Linked DNA regions of Homo sapiens: regions 1 and 2 are each linked to region 3. A link is a contact called in ENCODE Hi-C or POLR2A ChIA-PET data. All regions are on one chromosome and are shown on one strand. Each heading gives the region's core, a stretch centred on a gene start or an enhancer-like site at or near the end of the contact. The rest is flanking DNA. Distances are from core to core; before and after follow the strand shown. Region 1 holds the start of FN3KRP (fructosamine 3 kinase related protein). Region 2 holds the start of LINC01970 (long intergenic non-protein coding RNA 1970). Region 3 holds the start of FOXK2 (forkhead box K2).

Evidence for each region. A loop is a pair of places that touch in the nucleus more often than their neighbours do. ChIA-PET counts read pairs that join two places held with the same protein, here RNA polymerase II (POLR2A). Pooled maps may share reads with other maps.
Region 1: a pooled map shows a loop between it and region 3 (23-fold over the local background). The contact joins the promoter of FN3KRP here to the promoter of FOXK2 in region 3. A Hi-C loop is called at or near these places in 1 of 37 single-sample maps with no recorded cell type and 9 of 50 pooled maps. POLR2A ChIA-PET finds 5 or more read pairs at or near these places in 3 of 52 experiments (A549, K562 and activated T-cell).
Region 2: a pooled map shows a loop between it and region 3 (4-fold over the local background). The contact joins the promoter of LINC01970 here to the promoter of FOXK2 in region 3. A Hi-C loop is called at or near these places in 1 of 168 maps with a recorded cell type or tissue (GM12878), 1 of 37 single-sample maps with no recorded cell type and 9 of 50 pooled maps. POLR2A ChIA-PET finds 5 or more read pairs at or near these places in 10 of 52 experiments (CD4-positive, alpha-beta T cell, CD8-positive, alpha-beta T cell, GM10248 and 7 more).

The regions. Positions count from the first base shown.
Region 1 is chr17:82,715,314-82,718,013 of GRCh38, reverse strand. It overlaps FN3KRP (fructosamine 3 kinase related protein), which reads right to left and starts at 1,308. Exons shown (of 6, transcript NM_024619.4): 1 at 1,118-1,308. The coding sequence starts at 1,258. It overlaps LOC101929552 (a long non-coding RNA gene), which reads left to right and starts at 1,761. Exons shown (of 2, transcript NR_136400.1): 1 at 1,761-2,447. RefSeq lists silencers at 982-1,071, 1,152-1,231, 1,252-1,491.
Region 2 is chr17:82,291,390-82,294,089 of GRCh38, reverse strand. It overlaps LINC01970 (long intergenic non-protein coding RNA 1970), which reads left to right and starts at 1,276. Exons shown (of 2, transcript NR_135639.1): 1 at 1,276-1,567; 2 at 2,527-2,700. RefSeq lists an enhancer at 475-584 and silencers at 1,341-1,590, 1,631-1,680.
Region 3 is chr17:82,518,293-82,521,007 of GRCh38, reverse strand. FOXK2 (forkhead box K2) reads right to left here and starts at 1,276. Exons shown (of 9, transcript NM_004514.4): 1 at 701-1,276. The coding sequence starts at 1,119. RefSeq lists silencers at 437-486, 567-746, 1,197-1,856.

The DNA.
Region 1 (2,700 bases), core at 59-2,558, 200 kb before region 3:
TTCTCCTGAGACACACACCACTGCCCTGCCCACTCTCCCATCCTCACCTGGGGCTCCACCCTTACACACACACAGACACACAATACATACACACAACATACAAACATTACAAACATACACACATACAACGTACACACACACAACATACACATAGACACACACACTCTCCTCGTGCTCCTGACTTCCAGCTGTCTTCATCCTTCTTTCAGTTCTTCAGAGTCCCCACCTCCTCAGCCTCAGAGCCCCACCACAGCTGCCATGTCACCGCTGCTAGGAACACTCTTTTTTTTTTGAGACGGAGTCTCATTCAGTCACCCAGCAGGCTGGAGTGCAGTGGCGCGATCTCGACTCACTGCAACCTCTGCCTCCTGGGTTCAAGCGATTCTTCTGCCTCAGCCTCCCGAGTAGCTGGGATTACAGGCGCCCGCCACCACGCCCAGCTAATTTTTGTATTTTTAATAGAGACGGGGGTTTCACCTTGTTGGCCAGGCTGGTCTCGAACTCCTGACTTCGCGCTCCACCCACCTCTGTCTCCCAAAGTGCTGGGATTACAGGCGTGAGCCACCGCGCCCGGCCCGAGAATGAGTCTAACAGAAGGACAGAGCATGCCAGGGTGTGGTGAGGCGCAGCAGCTGGCCTGGGGGCAGCACCTTCGCCCCGTTTCACAACGTACTGACCGAGGCTCACGGGGGATGGACACCTCCAGAGTCACTTAAGCTGAGGACTTAAGCAGCTTCCCCGGCTAGAACGACCCCACTTAACCAGCACCGCAGGGCAGGAACCCCGGGAGCAAGACTGCAGCAGCCAGTCCCGCCCCATTTCACGTAGCGCCCCCGAGAGAAAGTTCACGGAGAACAGGAGGTGTGGGGCGGCCGCGGTTCCTGCTCCGGACAGTTCCCCGCAGGTGCAAACTCCTCCGGACGCCCCGGACGCTTCCGCCGCCCCCGTTCACCGCTCGCCCCGCGCAAAGGGTTCCCCGCAAGGGGCGGCGGCGGCAGTCCCGGGAGAGCCACCCACGGCCTCCGGCGGGAGAAGCCCAGGCCGCGCCCCGCGCCGAGGCCCGCGACCCTCTCCGGAAAGAAACCGGTCCCCCGGCCCGCCCGACCCGCTGCCTGACCTCCGCCTTGGGGTTCACTTTCACGAACACTCGTCCTTGATCCGTGTCGTAGCTCCGGCCCTGGCTGATGCACCCGCCCCCCGAGTGGCCCGTGGCCCTGACAGAGCTGCAGCCCAGCTCGCGCCTCAGGAGCTCCTCCATGTTCCCGCCGCGGCCGCGGACCCGCCCCGGATCTGGCGGAGACTCGAGAGACGGCGGCCGAGCGGGCAAACATGAGTCCGCGCGAGGATTGGGCGGGGGGCGGGTGGGGGCGGGGCCCGGCCGCAGAGACAAGCGCTAGGATTGGGTGGCGGGAAGGGGCGGGCGTGGCCGCAGAGATGAGCGCTGGGATTGAGGGGCGGGAAGGGGAGGGGCCGGGAGGCAGGTAGGCGCGGGGGATTGGGTGGGGGTGAGATGACGTCAGGGGGCGGGGCCTGACCGACCCCGACCCAGACGGTTTGGGTTCAACTCTCCTGCACAAAATAAGTGGAAATGCTGATGGAAATAGTTAGAATATATTTTCTAAAGAGCTGACCCACTAGCAAGGGGCATCAGCCCAAGGTCTGGGTGCCGGGAGCCCAGAATGTTAAGATTGCTTTCGCCCGGGCGTTTGCTGAACCCGAGGAACAGAGCTCCTGATGTGGGGAGTGGCGGGCGCGCTCGGGGTGCACGTGCAACGGAGACACCGCCCCTAAACCTGGGGCCCTGAGGCTAACAGCTAACAGTGGCCCTGCCGTTACGGCCAGTGTCAGGTGCCAGCTGGGCTGGACCAGGAATTCCCAGAAACCTGGCAAGGCATGATTTGGGGTGGGTCGTGCTGAGGGCCACACCATCCGCTTCCCCGCTTCTGAGGCCTTCCGACCTGGGCTGAGCCCGGCTACCCGAGTCCCGGGGTCTCCGGCTCACAGACTTCTCGGCCTCCGTAATTGCAAACGCCAGCTCCCCCAGTCCATCTCCTGTCCTGGATCTACGTCTATATCCTACTGGATCCGTCTCTCTGGAGAACCCTAATACAGCTGTCAACACAAGGATGAACTAACTACAAGAAGGCCTGAATAGGAACTCTCCCAGGGGACGAAGAGGTTTCAGCCTTCAGCAAAGGATGGTTCATAGAAACCGTTCGCATAGTCGGCCCTCCACGGACTGCAACCCTAGTTAATATTACCTACAGTAAACAAAAAATTCAAGTATAGATTTTAGTCTAAAGCAAATAGGAAATGTCGCTTCCCTGGACGTTGGGAGAAGCAAACACGAATCCTCTCCTGAGGCCGGAAGCGGTGGCTCACGCCTGTAATCCCAGCACTTTGGGAGGCTGAGGCGGGCGGATCATTTTATAACTATCTATTAAATGGTACATATGTGTGTGTTCACGCACTTTTCTGTGTGTATACCGCATTTCATAATTTTAAAAAGCAAAAAAGATTAGCGGGGCGTGGTGGCGGGCGCTTGTAATCCCAGATACTCGGGAGGCTGAGGCAGGAGAATCGCTTGAACCCGGGAGGCGGAGGTTGCAGTGAGCTGAGATCCCGCCATTGCACTCCAGCCTGGGTGACAAGAGCAAAACTCCGTCTCAAAAAAAAAAAAGGCAAAAAAGAACAGATGAA
Region 2 (2,700 bases), core at 27-2,526, 230 kb after region 3:
AGAATGTGCAGCACGTTCTTGCCTTACGAGGATTCCCCCCATGCGTATATACCTAAGTCATATGTTTTATTTATTTATTTTGAGACGGAGTCTCGCTCTGTCTCCCAGGCTGGAGTGTAGTGGTGCAACCGCGGTTCACTGCAACCTCCGCCTCCCAGGTTCAAGCGGTTTTCCTGCCTCAGCCTCCCGAGTAGCTGGGATTACAGGCGCCCATCACGACGCCCGGCCTAAGTCATCCGTTTTACAGCTTCATGTTGATCTGCCTGACGAGATGGGCTGATGCAGGGACAGGCGAGGCCGTGAGCGCGCACACAGTCGCTTTCACCGCAGAATCCAGGCGGTGCTCATCGCAAAATCATTCCGACCTTGCCAGATGTTTGACGTTCTTCATTAAACAAAAACCCCTGAGCAGAACGCCAGGGGCCTGCGCGAAGGCGGGGTCGGGGGAGCTGTTTGGGTCTTTTTTATTTTTCATCCTGGTGACCAGCAATCTGGTCCGCGGTGCCCAAGTTCTCTGCAGCCGGCCTCAGGCCTGATCCAGGCGGTGCCCCGGGCGGGGCCCACAGCCCTGAACCCGCCCCTCCCTCCCCGCAGCCCCGCAGCCCGCGCCCTCCCCTCCCCTCCCCGCCCTCTCCTCCCCTCCCCTCCCCTTCCCTCCTTCCCCCACCCTCCCCTCCCCTCCTTCCCCCACCCTCCCCTCCCTCCCCCCGTCCCCTCCCTCCCCCCGTCCCCTCTCCTTCCCGCCCTCCTCTCCGCACCCTCTCTCCTCCCCGCCCTCCCCTCCCCGCGCCCTCCCCTCCCCGCGCCCTCCACTCCCCTGCCCGCGCCCTCTCTCCTCCCCGCCCTCCCCTCCCCTTGCCCTCCTCTTCCCTCCTCTTCCCTCCTTCCCTCCTCGCAGCCCCAAAACCCGCGACCCCTCTCCGACCCCTCCCGGCGCCCTCCCCTCCCCGCACCACCGCACCTTCCCATCTCCCACCCTTCCCAACGCCCGCCTCGGCAGGGATGCGGCCCTAAGACTTGCAGGAAGCGCGGGTTCGACCCCGGCGCCCTAGCAACCCCTGCCCTCGCCGCTCTAGAGAGCGGGTCTCCTGGCCGGGCCCTCCTGGGTCTCCGTAGCCGCGATCGCCAGACGCGGCGAGCGGAAGGGCCCAGCCCCGCCCTCTCCGGGCACATGACTCGGGCCTGGCCATTCACAGTGCAGCATCGTCCAGCCTTAGTGATTGGGCCATCGGAGAGCACGTGACAACAGCTAGGCCAATTAGAGCTAGGCCAATTAGAGACCACCCGTTTCTATTTATGGTGGAGCCGGCGATCGGCGTGCGGTTGGAAGTGGTGTCCCTGAGGCACCTGCTCGCCCTTTTCCTGCGCCTCCGCAACGTCGGCTGCGAATGAGTCTCCTAAAGGACGCCCGGGAGGATCGGAAACAGCCGAGTCCCGGCGCGGGCAGTGTCCTGCGCTCCTCCCCGGGGTCTGGCCGGGGTGGGCCCGAGGCCCCCGGGCCCCCGGTTACCGCCGCGGGCGCGTCTGCGTCCTGACCCGGAGGGACCCGCGGGCCGGGCCGTACCAGGTGGCGCTGGGGTTAGGGTTGCCGCCACGGAAGCCCAGCTCTGTGGACGCCTGCAGGGCGCCCTCACCGCCCGGGACGGGGGACCCAGCCCAGCCGCAGGGGAAGGACTGGGGCTCGCGGGGACGGAGGGCGGTTAGGATTGCTGGATACAACACGGAACGCCCAATTAACGTTTTTGTTTAACGTGTTTTTTGTAGAGATGGGGTCTCGCTATGTTGCCCAGGCTGGTCTTGAACTCCTGGCCTCAAGCGATCCTCCCGCCTCGGCCTCCAGAGTAGCTGGGACTAGAGGCCTGAGACAGCACGCCCGGCTCAGTTAAGATTTTAAAACAGATTTGTTGAAATATAATGCACTTACTGTGAAATTCACTTATTGAAAGCTTATGGCTTTGCCGTATATTCGGAGATGGGCGGCCATGCTCACTATCTCATGTGACACCGTTTCTGTTGCCCCAGAAAGAAACCCCGTGCCCATGAGCGTTCACTCCCCACCCTGCCCACGGCCCAGCAAATCTGCTTCAGCCCCTATAGATTTACCTCTACCGCGTTGGGCATGTACTAAAAATTGTTTATCTGAAGTACAGATTTATCGGCATCCCATATTTTTATTTGCTAATTCTGGCCATCCTAAAGGTGGCATCGCTCGCTCTGACCAAGGAAGCCTCAAGCAGGCAGGCACGAGAGTCCATCCCTAGCCCTGCCTGGCCCCTCAGAGCCCATCCCTGGCCCTGCCTGGCTCCTCAGAGCTGTCCCTGGCAGGCTCCGGGCTCAGGTGCGCTGCCAGGAGGGGGGCAGTGAGGGCTGTTTTAGGTATAACAATCCTGGATATTTCCTGAGTATCTTGTCCGAATGGTTCCTCTTTCTGTATTTTCTAGCTTCCTCTGTATATTTAAAAATGGTCTTATTGGTGTGTTTCTTCACGACATTTCAATTTTTTGTTATCATTTCCCACAATTTCAGTGATGCAAGATGGTCCTTTCTGAGCAGAGCTCCCCTCGCTCAGTGCTCCTTTGTTTCACGTAGAAGATCTTCTTGAGGGGACTGTGTGGCCAGTGCAGCCCAGGCCTCCCCACCCTGCACCGTTCAACAGAAGAGCAGCTGACGCAGGGGGCCCTCAACATGCTCACCCAAAAG
Region 3 (2,715 bases), core at 27-2,526:
AGTTCCCTATCAGGCTGACTTAACACTCTACATGACCTTGTAATAATTCCTAATCAACTGTCTTTTTGTAGAAGTTATGCGAAAAGCATCTAGTTTTCCCTAAATTTTAAGGTTCAGAGCACAGATTGAAAATCCATCATGCTTGAAGCGTCTTCCAATTTGGCCTACTGAAAACACGGCAGGGAAAAAGGAGTCCTTCCTGCTTAAAACACCGCACTCTTGAAACAGCTCACTACTGAAAACGACTGAACAACAACAACAACAAAAGACAACAGACAACCCTTCATCGGTTAAGAGACATAGATTTTAGTTCGGGGCAGTTCCTCCCACCGCACACCGTTTTCACATTTCTGTTCAGCGCGACCTCGCTGCAGAATAGAAACAGCACACGTGAACTCCCCGCACGCACAGAACCCAGAAACCTTGACCCGCGCGCGCAGCCGCCCGCAGCCCCGGCTCCAGGAAGGGGGAAAGACGGGGGGCTGCACCTGCCAGGAAGGGGACCGGGAGGACGGGGGTCGGGGCCAGGGGCTGTCGAGGGTTGGGATCCAGCCGGGGCCTGGGTCCCGCTGGTGGTCCCGGCTGTGGGAGAGTCGGGCCCCCGCTCGTGGGTGGTCCCGGGCCTGGGCGCGTGTCCCGTCCCGTCCTGCCAGGCGCTGCAGGCCGCAGACCCCGCCCGCCCCGCCCCGAGGCCACTCACACGCGCGGCAGCTGCAGCGGCGGCGCCCCGCGCCTCTGGAACACGCCGTCCACGAATACCCCGTTCTTGCCCAAGCAGCGCAGGTAGAAGTCGCCGCCGGCGTCGGGCCTGGGCTGCGCGGGCGGCAGCTCCGGAGCGGCCCCGCCATGGCCGCCGCCGCCCGGGGGCGTGAAGATCTCGAGGTGGCGCCGGGAGATGAAGCTCGAGTGGCCCATGCTCACGTCCACCGAGCCCTGCGACGAGTTGCGGCCGATGGTCACCGAGCGCTTCTTCATCAGATACTCGAACTCGCGGCCCTCCAGGCGCGCCACGGCCCAGCCGCCCGGCGGGGACCCGCCGCCCCCGGCCCCGCCGCCCCCGGCCCCGCCGCCCGCGGGTGGCGTGCCCGCGCCCGAGAGCGCCGCCGCGGCCGCCGCCATGGGCCTGCGTGAGGGCCCCCGGGCCGCTCCGCGCGGGCGCCGGTGGCGCGGGCCGAGGCCCAGGCCGCGCGGGTCGTCGGCCGCCGCGCACCGGAGCTGAGGGAGGGGGCCGAGCGGAGGCCGCCGGCCGGCGAGCGAGCGAGCGGCGGCGAGGGGCGGGAGCACGCGCGGCCGCGCCACCGAGCCGGCACGCCGGGCCCGCCCCTCGCTGACGGACGGTTACGCCGGCCAATGGGGGCGGCGTACGGCAGTGGGGCTACCGAAGCAGGCCAATGGCAAGACACGTCGCACCAAGCTGCCGGCACGTCCGGCGGCGACGCCCGACGCAGTCCCGACTCCGGGCGCCGCGGAAAACCCGGGGCGGACAGTCGGCAGCCCGCGCGGGATCGGGGCTGGCGCGGGGTTGGCGCGGGCGCGGGAGCTCGGGGGTCTGAGCCCGGCCTGGCAGCGCCTTAGGCGCGGCGGGCGGGACCAGGCCCAAGGTCACAGCGGGCGCCAGGCACGCAGCGGCCCCCAACCCGGCGTGGACGCCGGGGTGCGGATAGGCGGCGGCCCGCGAGCCCAGGCCCGGCCGCCGAGCGGCCTTTTCCCCGCGAGGTGCGGGAATATCGCGGAGGGGCCGCGTGCCGCGTGGCCTCAGACCCAGGGGACCCGGTGACACGTTCGTTTTTAACCAGCAGCTCCAGGACTGGATGTCGTTATCTTTCCTGGCTAGCGAGTCATGTCATTGTGTCAAAACTGTCCTGCAAAATACGCAGAAGTTCTGAATCACATTTACTTAACTGTCGTCAGCACACAGTTTAAAAATATACACGAGGCCGGGCGCGGTGGCTCACGCCTGTAAGCCCAGCACTTTGGGAGGCCGAGGCGAGCGGATCACCTGAGGTCAGGAGTTCGAGACCAGCCTAGCCAACATGGTGAAATCCCAGCTCTACTAAAAATACAAAAAAAAAAAAAAAAATAGCCGGGTGTGGTGGTGCACACCTGTAGTCCTAGCTACTCAGGAGGCTGAGGCAGGAGAATTGCTTAAACCTGGGAGGCGGAGGCAGGAGAATTGCTTCAACCTGGGAGGTGGAGGTTGCAGTAAGCCGAGATCGCGTCACTGCACTTCAGTCTGGGCAACAAGAGTGAAACTACGTCTCATATGTATATATATGAACTATATATATGTGAACTATATATATATATATGAACTATATATATATGAACTATATATATATGAACTATATATATGAACTATATACATATATGAACTATATATATATGAACTATATATATATGAACTCTCATGAACGAATAGTTAATATCTTAACCAATCTGATACTAAGTTTTTAAAAAAAGAATTTCGCCACCGTTTAAAAAATTACAAGATCCCATCTAAATCAAGATGATCAATAGTCCAGATGTTCACTAATCAATGAAACTCCTAACATTAAAAAGAAAAAATCCTGTGGCCGGGCGCGGTGGCTCACACCTGTAATCCCAGTGCTTTGGGAAGCCGAGGCGGGTGGATCACAAGGTCAGGAGTTCAAGACCAGCCTGCCCAACATAGTAAAAGCCCGTCTCTACTAAAAATACAAAAATTAGCCAGGCATG